Regions from separate parts of the Homo sapiens genome. Here region 2 is linked to region 1. The links are chromatin contacts, found by Hi-C or POLR2A ChIA-PET in ENCODE. All regions are on one chromosome and are shown on one strand. Each heading gives the region's core, a stretch centred on a gene start or an enhancer-like site at or near the end of the contact. The rest is flanking DNA. Distances are from core to core; before and after follow the strand shown. Region 1 overlaps TIAM2 (TIAM Rac1 associated GEF 2). Region 2 holds the start of CLDN20 (claudin 20).

What was found. A loop is a pair of places that touch in the nucleus more often than their neighbours do. ChIA-PET counts read pairs that join two places held with the same protein, here RNA polymerase II (POLR2A).
Region 2: a loop to region 1 is called in a map with no recorded cell type, with 2.1 times the contacts of the local background. The contact joins the promoter of CLDN20 here to the enhancer-like site in region 1. A Hi-C loop is called at or near these places in 1 of 37 single-sample maps with no recorded cell type. POLR2A ChIA-PET finds 5 or more read pairs at or near these places in 1 of 52 experiments (HEK293).

Annotation. Positions count from the first base shown.
Region 1 is chr6:155,082,249-155,089,674 of GRCh38, forward strand. The region is part of intron 1 of TIAM2 (TIAM Rac1 associated GEF 2); the gene reads left to right. Among named protein-coding and RNA genes, the nearest start is that of TIAM2, 91 kb to the left of the region's middle. Within about 2 kb of position 3,528, at least 4 of the 41 ENCODE cell types and tissues checked have a DNase peak (open chromatin) inside an H3K27ac peak, as active enhancers do.
Region 2 is chr6:155,259,866-155,267,291 of GRCh38, forward strand. It overlaps CLDN20 (claudin 20), which reads left to right and starts at 4,148. Exons shown (of 2, transcript NM_001001346.3): 1 at 4,148-4,423. It overlaps TFB1M (transcription factor B1, mitochondrial), which reads right to left. Exons shown (of 7, transcript NM_016020.4): 6 at 408-535.

The sequences.
Region 1 (7,426 bases), core at 2,278-4,777:
GGGAGGATTGCTTAAGTCTGGGAGGGAGACGCTGCAGCAAGCCATGATCATGCCACTGCACTCCAGCCTGGGCAGCAGAGCAAGACCCTGTCTCTAAAAACTAGCTAACTAAATAAAATAGGCCAGGCACTGTGGCTCACGCCTGTAATCCCAATACTTTGGGAGGCTGAGGTGGGTGGATTACCTGAGGTCGGGAGTTCAAGACCAGCTGGACCAACATGGAGAAATCCTGTCTCTACTAAAAATACAAAATTAGCTGGGCGTGGTGGCACACACTTGTAATCTCAGCTACTCGGGAGGCTAAGGCAGGAGAATCACTTGAACCCAGAAGGCGGAGGTTGCAGTGAGCCAAGATTGTACCATTGCACTCCGGCCTGGGCAACAAGAGTAAAACTCCATCTCAACCCAAAAAAACCCCAATAAATAAATAAATAAATAAATAAATAAATAAATAAATAAATATCGTAGAAGTGCAAGCTGTTCCTTTAGTGAATGGATAGATATCATGTCTTTTGGTAGTTCCTTTAGCTGTTAAAGTAGGGTATTTTGCCTATTGTAGAGAGAGAGCCTTACTATACTTGGAGCTTTTATTGGTGAAGTTAACTAGGTGGGAGGTTCTGACAGATGGTGAGGGATATGGAAGGGATAATCCAGAGTCCCTGCTACTTTTTAACACTCCCTCCCCAAAATCATTCTCTTCTATTTGTTTATGAATCTTATTCCTTCTTTCTTCTCTCGCCTCATCTCTCTTTGCCAGGACTGATGATGAGATGGTTCTGAGTATTGATTGACAGGGCTGGAAAAGAAGTAGAGGTGGGGCCGGGCACAGTGGCTCATGCCTGTAATCCCAGCGCTTTGGGAGACCGAGACAGGTGGATCACCTGAGGTCAGGAGTTCAAGACCAGCTCGGTGAACATGGCGAAACCCCTGTCTCTACTAAAAGTACAAAAATTAGCCGGGGATGGTGGCGTGCACCTGTAATGCCAGCTACTCAGGAGGCCGAGGCAGGAGAATCACTTGAACCCTGGAGGCAGAGGTTACAGTGAGCCAAGATCGTGCCAGTGCACTCCAGTCTGGGCAACAGAGTGAGACTTTATCTCAAAAAAAAAAAAAAAAAAAAGAGAGAGAGAGAGAGAGATGGGCAAGACACTTATTTCATAGGAAGGAGGAAGAGGGAAGCAGGCATTTACTGCTGTGGCCACACAGCTGGTTTCCTGGCCCCGTGCAGCTTTATTTCTAATGTGCAATGTGATTGTCTGCCCCTGTTGTCCACAGGACTAGCCTGCTGCCATAAACATGGTGCATGTTGTAAATATTGCACAAGCCTCCCCAGATACTAAATATGTGTAATTCTTGGGGCATGGATTGTGTGGTTCATTTGGAAGTGATGAGGAATTATTATATTGCTGTTCCCTAATGAAGAAAGTCACTTTGCCTGGTGAGTTTTGTCTGTCAACTGGATGAGGATCATCCCTCTGTCTGGAAGCCAGAATTCAGTGGCAGCTTTTAGATACCAATGCTAAGTCAATTTCTTTTGTCTTGGCAAGGGATGGCATAGTATTTCCAGAAGTAAAGTCTTATATGCTGGACAATGTGGCAACAGATGACATACGAAACCAGATAAATGTAGCCTTAGGGCTTCAGGGCAAATGCACCAAGAGAACCAGGCATAAACCTCCTGGCATTTTTTGGCCCAGCCCTGGAAATCCTAGTGTCACGTTGGCTGTACTATATAGGTTGAAGCAGAATCGAGGTGAAGGGGGCATAGGGCTGCCCACCTCCCCTTCCTAAGAGGAGTGTCAGAGAACTTACTGACCTGTTTTAAAACACGAATAGGATCCTAGTGGAGAAAGATCCATTCTGATCTACCTGGGGCACTGCATGTAGGTAATTTCTGTGGTGTGAGTGTTACTATTCTTGTATTTGAGTCTTACTTGAAGACAGGGATAGGGGCCACTCTGGTGGGGTAGGAGCCACTTCACAGCCTCTTACCCCCACCCCCAACCATGTTCCCCACCACACGTGTTGGGACTAATGGCTTGCTTGTGTACAGGCAAGATCAGAAGCAAGCTGTGTCACCATCGTATTTCCAGCACTTAGCATAGTGACTTGAACAGAATAGATATTCAACAAATACTTCTTGAATTGAATGTCATTAACTAAAAAATAGTGCTAACTTTTGTATCCTTGAGTTTTGTCACTGGATACGTGAACCCTTGTGGGACTCCCAGGAAAGACTTACTCTAAACAGGAGCCAGATTGACTGATGTGATCACCAGCCTAGGGAGAGCAGTGAACAAAATGGGTATACCTTGTTCTCCTTCTAGCTGGCCATTGATTTTTTTTGGTGTTTCACATGGGCTGTTTTATAAATAACAACGGTCTTTTTGTAACTTGGCTTACAGTACTCAGTAAATACTGTGCTCCATGTGTATAGGAGTCTGTCCTTTGGGGAGGATAGACTGAAACTTGCTGTTTTCATTGTAATTAGTCATCCCTTTGTCATGAATGGCAGCTTCTCTCCCATTCTATAGTCTACTGGGTAACTCTACAGTTTTCCTTTGTTGAGTGCAGCATCTGATTCCATTAGTTCTTTGTGCAGGAACAGTGCATTAGTGTGGACGTGGGAGGCTGGTGAAAATTGTTATTTAAGGCATACCACATTATGATGTAGTCTTACCTAATGCCTTGGAATAAGAGTCACAGAATGGTTTGTTCATTATGTCTGAAATCTCTACGGGCCCTGAGTGATGAGATAATAAGTAATCCACCTGTAAATGGAGACTCTGGAGGGCCCAGTTAGATCCTACAAACCTGGGTCACAGGAGGGGTTAAGGGAGATGGGAGTTACATTTCTCACTCCCAGTCCTGGAAAACATCCCACTTTCTGTATTGTTTTCTTACAAACATTGAGTCGAATCTCTGAATTGATAAGCTGCCTAGCTGATAACGAGGCTAAAGTAAACCCAGCAACTTTAAAACATGTTTTAAATTCAGGGAGATGGTGGCTACAAAGAAGATACAATTTGAAGAAGGCATGAATTTGAGAGAAAATTTTTAGTAACAAATGCATTCTACTTACGTAGAGGTGGGAGGCATGTTTGAAGGGCACAGGGTAAGTAGTAACTTTCTCTTTCCTTCCCCACCTTTTCTCATTGACCTGCATTGACAGTTGTGCTGCGTACTGTGGGCTTGCACACTGGTTCACCTGACAATGAAAGTTTTATAAACTCTGGGCACTCTGAACTTCACCCAGTCCTTGGCAGTAGGCTTCTAGATTGACTAATCATGTAGTATTTCTTAGATGTGGCCATTAAAAAAAAAAACAACTTTGTGATGTAGTTGAAGGTCTGGATTATATTCAGCTTTCGAGTAGGACATGGGGCAGAATCCCTAGCACTGTAAAAATAAAACCACTTTTCATCACAAAGCTCAAGGGAAAAGAATGTAAGGTGTGTTCATGTTAAATTAAAATTACACTGATGTCATGGTGCAAACAGGCAGCTCCAAGGCTGCGGGACTGGCTGGTTTTCATGCTGATAAAAGCATGAGCCATCAGTCTTGATTGATGACTCTGTCCACACGTGGCACCTATGTGCTGTGAGAGATACAAGCACTCTTTGTGTAAGCAAAAGCATAGCATTGCTTGAGTTTTATTATAGATATAGTTTACCTAGCACCACCTTGGATCTCATAGACTCACATACTCAAGGTGCCCTGTTTGATCTTTCTGTGGTCACAAGATATTGCAGTCCCGGCCCACTGCAAATTCTCCCTTAAAATGGGACTTTCCCTGGCAGCGAAGCCCAGTCTCCACTGTTGAAAGAATAGCCACTTGCTGGATTGCAGTCCAGCTCAGGGAAGCTTCATTGTTCACGTGGCACTGGAGCATGTGAGGAACGCAGAGAGGGTCCTGAGGAAGGCGCTGAGATCCAAGGAAGAGCATTCTTGGAACCAGTAACTTGTCATTGCTGGAAACAGAGCTGTTGTAGCTGTTTGGAGATCTGAGTTCTAGTCTTAGCTCTTTCCCGCTGTCTACATGAGAGGTCTACTTGATCTTTACTGGACTTCACTTTCTTCATCTGCAAAGTGAACAGGGATGAAGTCAATGTGCTCTAAGCTTAAATATTCTATAATCCTGCTTAAAATCATTTCCATCCAAAATGACCTGTAGTTGGCCGGGCACGGCGACTTACACCTGTAATCCCAGCACTTTGGAAGGCTGAGGCGGGTGGATCACCTGAGGTCAGGAGTTCGAGACCAGCCTGACCAACATGGCAAAACCCCATCTCTACTAAAAATACAAAAATTAGACAAGTGTGGTGGCGTGCACCTGTAATCCCGGCTACTCAGGAGGCTGAGGCGGGAGAATTGCTTGAACCTAGGAGGCAGAGGTTGCAGTGAGCTGAGATCGCGCCACTGTACTCCAGCCTGGGCAACAGAGTGAGGCTCCATCTTGGAAAAAAAAAAAAAAAACCCCAACAAAAACCACCAAAATGACCAGTAGTTAAGCTGCAGCTTCCTCTTTAACTCAAGTTATGGCGATATGATGGAAAAGCAAGCCAAGCCACATATTAATCACGTTGTATTAGCAATTTGACGAATCAGTTATTTCATGAACACATTTATTAAGCACCCATGAGTAAGGAATTGTGTCAGGCACCAGGGAAACAAAGTACTTCACTTTCAAAGCAGTTCTAGTAAAGGGGAAAGGTAAGTGAGTTCTAGTAAAGGAGACAAATGAGTGAAAAAGAAATAATTGCGAGGCAATTGCCTATATCAGAAAGAGTGGTGAGGTGAAGGAGGGAGCAATAACCCTGTGAGGTTCGGGGTATGATGGTAGGTGATCAGAGGAAGAGACACTTAAGCTGGGTCTTGAGGGGCAATTAGGAGTTCTCCAGGGAGGTGTTCCCTGTAGAGAACAGTATATGCAAAGGCATAGAAACCAAAAAACATGAAATCACATGGTATTTGGAATGAACATGTGGAAAGTTCTGTTATGTAACAGATGCTTGAGATCCAACATTATTATCATTGGAAACATTAAAATATGGCAGATCTTATATTTTATAGTTTTCAGTTAGTAAATCATTTATGAGGCCATCAGTAAAATATTACAAGTCTTGGTTTTTAAAGATTGTCAGTATGATGTATTTAGACAGAGCCTAGTGAAGCTTGATTCAGTATTCTTTTCTTATCATTTGAAAATATTTTTTTCGGCTGGGTGCAGTGGCTCACGCCTGTAATTCCAGCACTTTGGGAGGCTGACGCAGGTGGATCACTTGAGCTCAGGAGTTCGAGACCAGCCTGGCCAACATGGTGAAACCCTGTCTCTACTACAAATACAAAAATTAGCCAGGCGTGGTGGTGGGTGCCTGTAATTCCAGCTGCTTGGGAGGCTGAGGCAGGAGAATTGCTTGAACTCGGGAGGCGGAGGTTGCAGTGAGCTGAGATCGCGCCATTACACTCCAGCCTGGGTGACAGAGTGAGACTCCATCTCAAAAAATGAAATAAATAAAATAAAATAAATAAAAAATTTGTCCATACTGGGTTAATGACAAAGCAAATTTAAAAGTTTTAAGTAAATATGGAATGTATTCTATAAGGTAGGCATTCTTGACCAGATATAACAAATCTCTGAACTAATTATGTCGCCTTGGTCAAATCACACTACCTCTTTGAGTTTTAAATTCTCACCTGTAGAATGAGGGAAATGGGTCCATCCCAATCCTGATATCCTATAAATGAAAACTGTTCTTTTTAGTATGCCAGGTTGTATAGGTGTATTTCTTTTTCTTTCTTTCTTTTTTTTTTTTTTTTTTTTGAGACGTAGTTTTGCTCTTGTTGCCCAGGCTGGAGTGCAATGGCATGATCTCGTTCACTGCAACCTCTGCCTCCCAGGTACAAGTGATTCTTCTGCCTCAGCCTCCGGAGTAGCTGGGATTACAGGCATGCGCCACCACGCCCGGCTAATGTTTTGTATTTTTAGTAGAGACGGGGTTTCTCCATGGAGTTCAAACCCCAGCCACTCCATGTTGGCCAGGCTGGTCTCGAACTCACGACCTCAGGTGATCTGCCCACCTCGGCCTCCCAAAGTGCTGGGATTACAGGCGTGAGCCACTGCACCCGGCCCCGGTATAGGTGTATTTCTATAGCATGAGTCATTGTGATAGTCAAACCTTTCTCAATAGTGACCATTTACACTGAAAGTCTAGTTGTGGTTTTTTGCTACTTTGAGTATGTCACATGTTTCAAGTAATTTATTAAGTATTTTATGTGCATTATTTCATTAAACAGTTAGAATAACCCTGTAGTGTAGATCATATTTCCATTTTATAGTTGAAGAAACCAGAGGCTCAGACAATCTAAATAACTGGGCTGAGCTCACTGAGGTGGTCATGGAGTGGCTGGGGTTTGAACTCCAATCTCAGTCCCCTTGCTCTAAGGCAAGCTTGTCCAACCCATGGCCTGTGGGCCACCTGCGGCCCAGGATGGCTTTGAATGCAGCCCAACACAAATTCGTAAAATTTCTTTAAACATTATTAGACCTTTTTTGCAATTTTTTTTAAAAGCTCATCAGCTATCATTAGTGTTGATGTATTTTAGATGGCACCCAGGACAGTTTCTCTTCCAGTGTGACTCAGGGAAGCCAAAAGATTGGACATCCCTGCCCTAAAGTCTGCATTCTTTATCAAGGACTGCATTCTGGGTTAAGGACACATGGTTATTGCCATAAAACAGTATCTTGTTTACATCACAGAGTTAATATCATGCCTTCTAAAAAGGTAAGTCTCACTATGAAAGCAGTCTGTTTCACATTTTAAACAATGAAAAAAAAGAGGTACTTTCTGATGTGTTGACTAATGGACCATGAGTTTTAATATATAACCAGGTGGTAGCATATCAAATACAGGAAGAAAGTATTATTCTCCATAATAGGAGAGGATCCAGAAACCACCTGTTTTTTTTCGGGGGGGTGGGGGTGTGGGGGGATGGAGTCTCTCTGTCACCCAGGCTGGAGTGCAGTGGCGCTATCTCAGCTCATTGCAACCTCTGCCTCCAATTCTCCTGCCTCAGCCTCCCAAGTAGTGGGGACTACAGGCGTGAGCCACCATATCCAGCTAATTTTTGTGTTTTTAGTAGAGACGGGGTTTCACCGTACTGGCCAGAGTGGTCTCAAACTCCTGACCTCAAGTGATCCGCCCACCTTGGCCTCCCAAAGTGCTGGGATTATAGACATGAGCCACCGTGCCTGGCCTCATCTGTTTAATAAGTTATGAAATTCTGATCCTTTGGCACTACCCACTTGAGTTCTGCTCCAGAATCCGTAACAATGGCTCAAGACATGGTGTTTCTTCGCTGATCCCTCTGCCTGGGGGATCATTTCTCTAAGTTCAAATACCATTCAGATTTCAGGCTAGTTGTC
Region 2 (7,426 bases), core at 2,898-5,397, 180 kb after region 1:
TGATATGATTTTGGCTGCTCAGAAGTCATATTTGCTTCCTAGTTCTCAAGTGTGTCCTTAAAGAAGAGATAGGGCAACTCGGTAGAAAGCAAGCATTTAAAAAACCCATTATTATCTGTCTTGAGTCCTCACTGGGGAACCACGAGCTCCCTGGTACAGAGCCTCTGTGAGCTGTGCAGTCACCAACTCCAGGCTGCGCTTATGTTTAAGCCACCCTGAGAGAGGCCACCTGAGGTCTAGCAAGTCTTTGCTCTCTCCTCATTGGCAGTGAAGTCTTGTCCGTCACAGGCCTGAACTAAGTGTAATACTCAGAGCTTTAAGAATAGAGCAAACAAGGTTCTCACTCTTAAAAAGTGCCTGAGGATTTTATAAAGACTGCAACTGAAGAGAAGAAAAGGCATTCTTACCTGAGCCCTCGATGGCAGTATTTCCTTCGGAACTGAAATACATTCTGAACCACTTTTTCCACCAGCTTGAATGGCTGCTCTATCTTGGGCTGTATCAAGGGAGTGAAGTGCACCACGCCCACGTCCACCTTCGTTGTAAGCAAACATATTATCATTCTGTGGCATGATATGTGGCATAGTGTGATCAATCAACTCATCCTTGTAAAACAGGAGGATGGGCTGTCAACAGCCTGTTTTCATAAACAGACCTTTCCACGTACTTCGGTTTCATCTCTAGGCATGGAAGATGGTACATTCTGGATTCGCAAATGACATGGAGAAATCAGCCGGCTGCACCTGTTCTCTAATGACATCCACCAGACCTGTGCTTGATGGTCACTTAATTTTAAAACACAGTTTCACAATGGCTTAAAAATCAATCCAAATCATTAAAGTCAGTCAGCAGATAATAGATGGCATTAGAATATTTTAGTTTTTGAATGAGGAAAAAAATAAGCCGCAGCAGCAGCTTCAAGACACAGAGAGATGGCAGACAGGCCCCCAGGGACCACTCAGTGCTAAACTTCCCAGATAGAGACACCACTTATTTTCGGTAGACACTGATTAATCAGCTGGACTGAATTCATGAGTGTAGTCTGAAAAGCCACAGAACTTTCTAGTAGCAATTTTAAATGCCCCGAAAGGCATAGGCAGGACTGAAATTGAAAATGGAAACCATCAAAAAATGTCACTGTTTGATAGTGTTTAAGCTACTGCCAGCTGTGGAGATTCTTTAATTGTCAGAAGATAAAACTTTTCAGGCATATCTTATAAGAGATTTATACCCTGATTTGTTCCAAAAATGGACTCATGGTGATTCACAAGGACAAATTCAAATACCAAAGGAAAAACATTTAAAGACAGAGGGAAATGGATTCAAAACAGTAACTACACACACAAAAATGCTAACGGAGACCATGGTCTAGGAAATGGGAAGTCTCGTCATAATTGACAAAAGCCTCAGTCTCCAGGAATTGTTAAACTTGTTAATGAGGATCTCATACAGACTCAACAAAAGGCGAAGAAAGTACGGCAATTTAGGAGGTGTGGGCTGCACCACTGCTTTTCAAAAGGAACTCCATTGTTGAAATCCCATAGAGGTTGTCATTTTCTCCTAAGAGGACTTGCTTCTAAAGATCCTTGTGGCTACATAATTCCTTAAACAGATGAAAATGGGAGACTGGCTTTTCTGGTTGTGTTTCTTTTAGGGTAGAAGGAAAACAACTGAATATGATGTGAGACTTTATGGACAAGAAAGTGAAAATAAGCTGTGCTCAGCCTCACACAGCCTGACGCGCTTGTGGGAGGTGCCTGTGGTGCCTGAGCTGTGTCATCAAGGCCCCGGACCCCTGAGAGCTTGCACCTCCCTATTTAAACAATCAATGAGCCTGTCCCCGAAGGTTTCAGGTCAGCTACAGCTGCTCCTACTGGATGGAATGGGAAATAGAAGGCTTTGGTGGTAAGGGGCGGTGTGGGCTGGCGCATGCTGAGAATGTGCCAAGCGGCCTTTCCACACCCCAAATGCCCACCCCCAACATCCATCAGCCTTCTTGTGAAGTCCAGCAGGCTGTTCTTGTGAAGATTCTATGGTGGAACAGTAGTTATGAACAGTGACTTAACTAAGATGTCAAATGCTCTTAATAAATTTTAGTAAGTTTTTTGAATTGTGTGCTATATGTTGTTTCATGTTTCCTCAAGTTTAGTAACAACTACCTCTTCCTACAGGACTTCCCTTAGACTTTAACAAAACGCACCATAGAACAGTGCCCAGCTTGGAGAGGTCTGTGGTCATCAGGGAAAGAGGGACTGAAGAAGACAAGGGGCTGTGGAGTGGATGCAGGGTGTAGGTGGGGTAGATGTACTGCTATAGGGAGAGAAGAAAGGTGGTTTCAGCTCAGGGCAGTTCTGGGGAAGGAAAAAGAAGACCTGATCTATGAATGGCAGAGTGCAGGCAGCAGCCCAAGACACACTCCACTGACTTCAGATGTCAGGTTCCTTCCCACAAACTCTGAACTATCCTGCCTACCTCGCCTCCTCCTGATTTGTATAGAGAAGTGGTCCCAACTGTCAGGCATGTGTCTGGCCACTCTCTACACCTCGCCAGCCTTCTCTCACTGGACTCTCCATTTCCCTTTCATCCCCTGAGCTTCCTGGCACCCTTGTCCCTGCCTCCCGTTCTCCAGGACTCATCTCCTGTAACCCTTCAACTCCAGTTCTCCCAGTGACAAAGAGCCAATTCTATCAATTCTTACTAGCAGCCTGCTAGTCTCCAGAAGAAATACTCTTAGCAAAATCTGAGATAAAATCTAATCCCTGCCTAGGCCTAAAACCATGAAATATTATCAAAACTCTACATAAGGCTTACAAACTATTAAGACCAAAAGCACAAATACAGAGATAGATGCACTCTCTTCCAGTACAGAAACTGCCACTTTCAGCTTCCTTAGATTTTAAATTTTGGCCTCATCTTTATTTGCCTGATTTCATTCCTTTGAGATATAGTTGGTATTTGCAAATACAGGAAGTGTCTAACTTTTGCTTGATTTAAATAAAGTTTTAAAACCCTGAACAAATATAGTAGTACCCCATGTAAACTATAGCGTCGACTTCTAAAGTTTGAATACAATTCCAATACTCTGTTAAGTTGGCTTATATTATGTCACGGCTAAAAGAGAATTCCCCTCACAAATGCAGTTACTATTTAGTGGGAGATTCTGTAAAACTCAGCGTCAACAAAGCTCTTCCAGTTATGTCTCCTGCTTCTGGGACGGCCAGGACCTCTCCTGTACCACCCCTTCCTCTCCCTTTCCCCCAAAGGCACCTTTCAGAATTACTCTGAATGATGGAGCCCATTTTTTTCTAGAACTATAGGAAAGCTGCTTGGTAACTATGGTAACGAATACAAAAATGTTTTTTACTTATAATTGAATGCTTATTTAAAATTACAAGTATTATTTTTTCTTCCTTGAGTTTTAAGTCTATTAATGGGTTTGATTACAAAAAAGAAATCAGTACAAAGGCATCAGAAGTACTTAAAATATTCTAGTTTAATGCCGCCAGCCTTTTCCAAACTCAGTCCATCAGTATACCAAAATGACCTACTAAAATTTCAAATGAAAGGATTTAAAATGAATTTAAATATTTGCCTTTCTAACCCTATACGTCAACGCTGTAACAAGCTAAGACTGTTTCTCAGTGTTAGCAGCCTTGGCCATAACAGGCCCGAGGCAGATGTCCTAGTTTCCAGGCCAGGGTGTCTAGGACGTGACTGGTTATCAGCTCAGAGCAGCACTTGGAACTCACAAGGGACCCGGGCTAAGGAGATATTAAATCTTAAATCTTAGATATTAGATATTACAACTGAGAACTGTAATCAACATGATATACAGAGGACACTGAAGAGACGTACAACTCAGTTCCTGATGATTATCATATGCCCAAAAGCTAAGTCACGACCACATGCACAGACACAGAAACAATGCTGGCCACTGTCTACAAAAGGGTCTTCATTCAACACTCTCACGGTGTTCAAGACCATTAGAGGACAAGATAGTGGAGATGAAAAAATGATGAGGAAGTTACTATGTAAATAGCCAAGACACAGCCATAACTTAAGACAACAGAAGGGCTAGTGAAAAAAAAAAAAAAGACCACAGGGAATAATCAGTAAGACTTTAAAGAACAACATATAAGAAGGATTCAAAGTTCGAAGTGGGATGATCACGGGCAGACCTGGGTGGTTGGGAACAGGAAGCATATGGCATCTTGCAGGCTATAGGCACCACAAAATGGAACGCAGGAGGACAGGGGCTTGGGAGAGCCACTTCACTGTCGGGTAAAACAACGGAGCAAGATGAGTGCCTCCGGATGCTTGGTTTCCCCACCCTCCAGTGTCTGCTTGCTCTTCAAGTACCTCCACCAAGCTAATGACAGTCCACTTTAGGACATCACGGGCCTCGAGGTTACAACTTTCCCAGGTAAGGAGAATCCCAGGTAGAGGCAGCAAGTCACTGATGCCTGTGATATGATAATTATGCATGTCATAGAAAAAGAAAATACTGACAAATGTGAATGTAGATCACATTTTCTGGAATTGGTTCACTCTACCTGTGATCCATGTCCAAAAGCCAATTTAAGGAAAGAATTTCCACTGTAAAACCTTAAAGCTGACAGCATTCTAAGTATTTCAAACCAACTGGTTCAATAAAGATCAACTACACGGTCAGTACCTATCCTAAAGTTTACAATTTGTGTTATTGTAACAATATTTATTTCTGCAGAAGTTCTGTCCTCACCCTTTTTTCTTCCTACAGATCTTTGTTTTTTTCTCTTTCTTCTTGGGATCATAAAAAAAGAACAGATTTTAAACAGTCACATAGTGTTTCCTCTCAGAGCAGATGTGGTAGGAAGAACTGAGGCCAAGAGAATGACAGCAAACTCAGATCACAAGAGAAATAAGACTAAGAAATGTGGTGAGGGGGATGAAGAGTTTTTTTACTGTGTAAATTATGTAAATGTACATATGTATGTATGTAAATTACACCTATTAGTAATAACAACAACAAGATGAGTCAGTGTCTCTTGGTCCCAAGAGATTAAACAATTTCAGGGAGATGCACGTGTAATCCTCAAGAAAGCACAAATGGAACAAGAACTGACAATTGTTGTATAAAGGTTTTCTGTTACATTTAATCTGGAGTTCCTGGATGATCAGAGGGAAAAGACCTTCCTAAAACTAGGCCTTTTCCACAAACCACGCCCTTGGTGTCTGTGAAGCAGCAGCATCTGGACGTGCCCTGTGTTTCCTGTCCCGGGCTGTGCTCCCGCTTGGGTTTGTGGATGTGGCAGGAGCTGCCTGAGGCAGCTTCGAGGCTGCCCAGCCGGGCCATGGGTGTGGCAGCACATTGGCAACTGCCAGGGTCTGGACCCCAGCGCTGCAGGTCCTGAGCAACTCCCGTCCCTCAGAGAGAAGACAGGACCTCAGAGAGGCTCTCAATCTAAACAAACTCAGAAGGCACTTGATAAATGCTGCTAGTAATATTATTAAAAGACTGAGAAATAGAACATGCATACAAATATAGTAATTCATAATAAACCATAATTATCAAACGGACTAGACATCACACTGAAGATGCTTGGTCAGTACATTCGTATATTCATAGCTGATACTGTTAATTTCCTAAGGCTGGGACAGAAGAAGAACATTATTTTAGGATTAGGTCAAATCACTTTAAATTTGTAGGGCTGGAACAGGTAACTATTTTATCTTACTCTGAACTGTCATTATTTTCAAGATTGAATGGAAAGCAAAGAAGAAAAAACATTTGTATTAGGGTTCTCTAGAGGGACAGAACTAATGGAATATATATATATGAGTTTATTAAATATAAATATTAAATATATTTATATATAATATAAATATATATTATATATAATATATAATATATATTTAATATATAATATGTAAATATTAAATATATATATAAAGAAGAGTTTATTAAGTATTAACTCACATGATCACAAGGTCCCACAATAGGCCATCTGCAGGCTGAGAAGCAAGGAGAGCCAGTCCAAGTTCCAAAACTGAAGAACTTGGGAGTCCAATGTTTGAGGATAGGAAGCATCCAGCACGTGAGAAAAGATGTGGGCTGGGAGGCTAAGCCAGTCTCTCTTTTCACATTTTTCTGCCCACTTATATTCTAGCTGAGCCGGCAGCTGATTAGATGGTGCCCACCCAGATTGAGGGCGGGTCTACCTTCCCCACCTCACTGACTCAAATGTTAATCTCCTTTGACAACACCCTCACAGATACACCCAGGATCAATACTTTGTATCCTTCAATCCAATCAAGTTGACACTCAGTGTTAACCATCACAACATTTTTTTTAAAATTCAGAACCCCAACTTTTCATTAGAATTAAATGGACAGCATTTGAAAAATACAAGGATGGGGCTCCATCCCAGAAAATTAAATAAAAGCCACTGGGTTGGGCCTGAGCCTCTTGGGGCTTTTCCAAAGCCCTCGTGTGGGCAGAAATGAGAATCACAGGTTTGGGGAACAATCCTAGTTGCTTGGGAAAGTATCACACAGTCAACTCAAATCCTGGAGATTAAATTCACTAGAAGTGCAGCTAGAGCCCTGTGACACCCACAAAGCCAGCCTGAGTCCCTGCTGGATACAGCTCACCAGGGGGGATGAAAAGCCAGATACAAACTTCCCCAGTCTCGCTCACAGTTAAGAATGACCAAATGAGGCTGGGCGCTGTGGCTCACACCTGTAATCCCAGCACTTTGGAAGGCCAAAGCGGGCGAATCATGAGGTCAGGAGATCGAGACCATCCTGGCTAACACGGTGAAACCCCGTCTCTACTAAAAAATACAAAAAATTAGCCAGGCGTGGTGGCGGCCGCCTGTAGTCCCCGCTACTTGGGAGGCTGAGGCAGGAGAATGGCGTGAGCCTGGGAGGCGGAGCTTGCAGTGAGCTGAGATCGTGCCACTGCACTCCAGGGTGGGCGACAGAGCGAGACTCCGTCTCAAAAAAAAAAAAAAAAAAAAAAAAAAGAATGACCAAATGAGCCAGTTCTGGAAAGTGAGACATTAAAGCATAGTCTGGGGTGGTGGTGGGAGAGGGGAAGAGAACTCTAGAATACTTTGCTGCCTTTTTTTTTTTTTTTTTGAGACAGAGTCTCACTCTATCGCCCAGGCTGGAGTGCAGTGCAGTGGCATGATCTCGGCTCACTGCAACCTCCACCTCCTGGGTTCAAGCAATTCTCGTGTCTCAGCCTCCTGAGTAGCTGGAAATACAGGTGGGTGGCACCACACCCGGCCAATTTTTGTATTTTTAATAGAGACTGGGTTTCACCATGTTGGCCAGGCTGGTCTCAAACTTCTGGCCGCAAGCAATCCACCTGCCTTGGCCTCCCAAAGTGTTGGGATTATGGGCATGAGCCACCACACCTGGCCGTAGAATATGGTGCTTC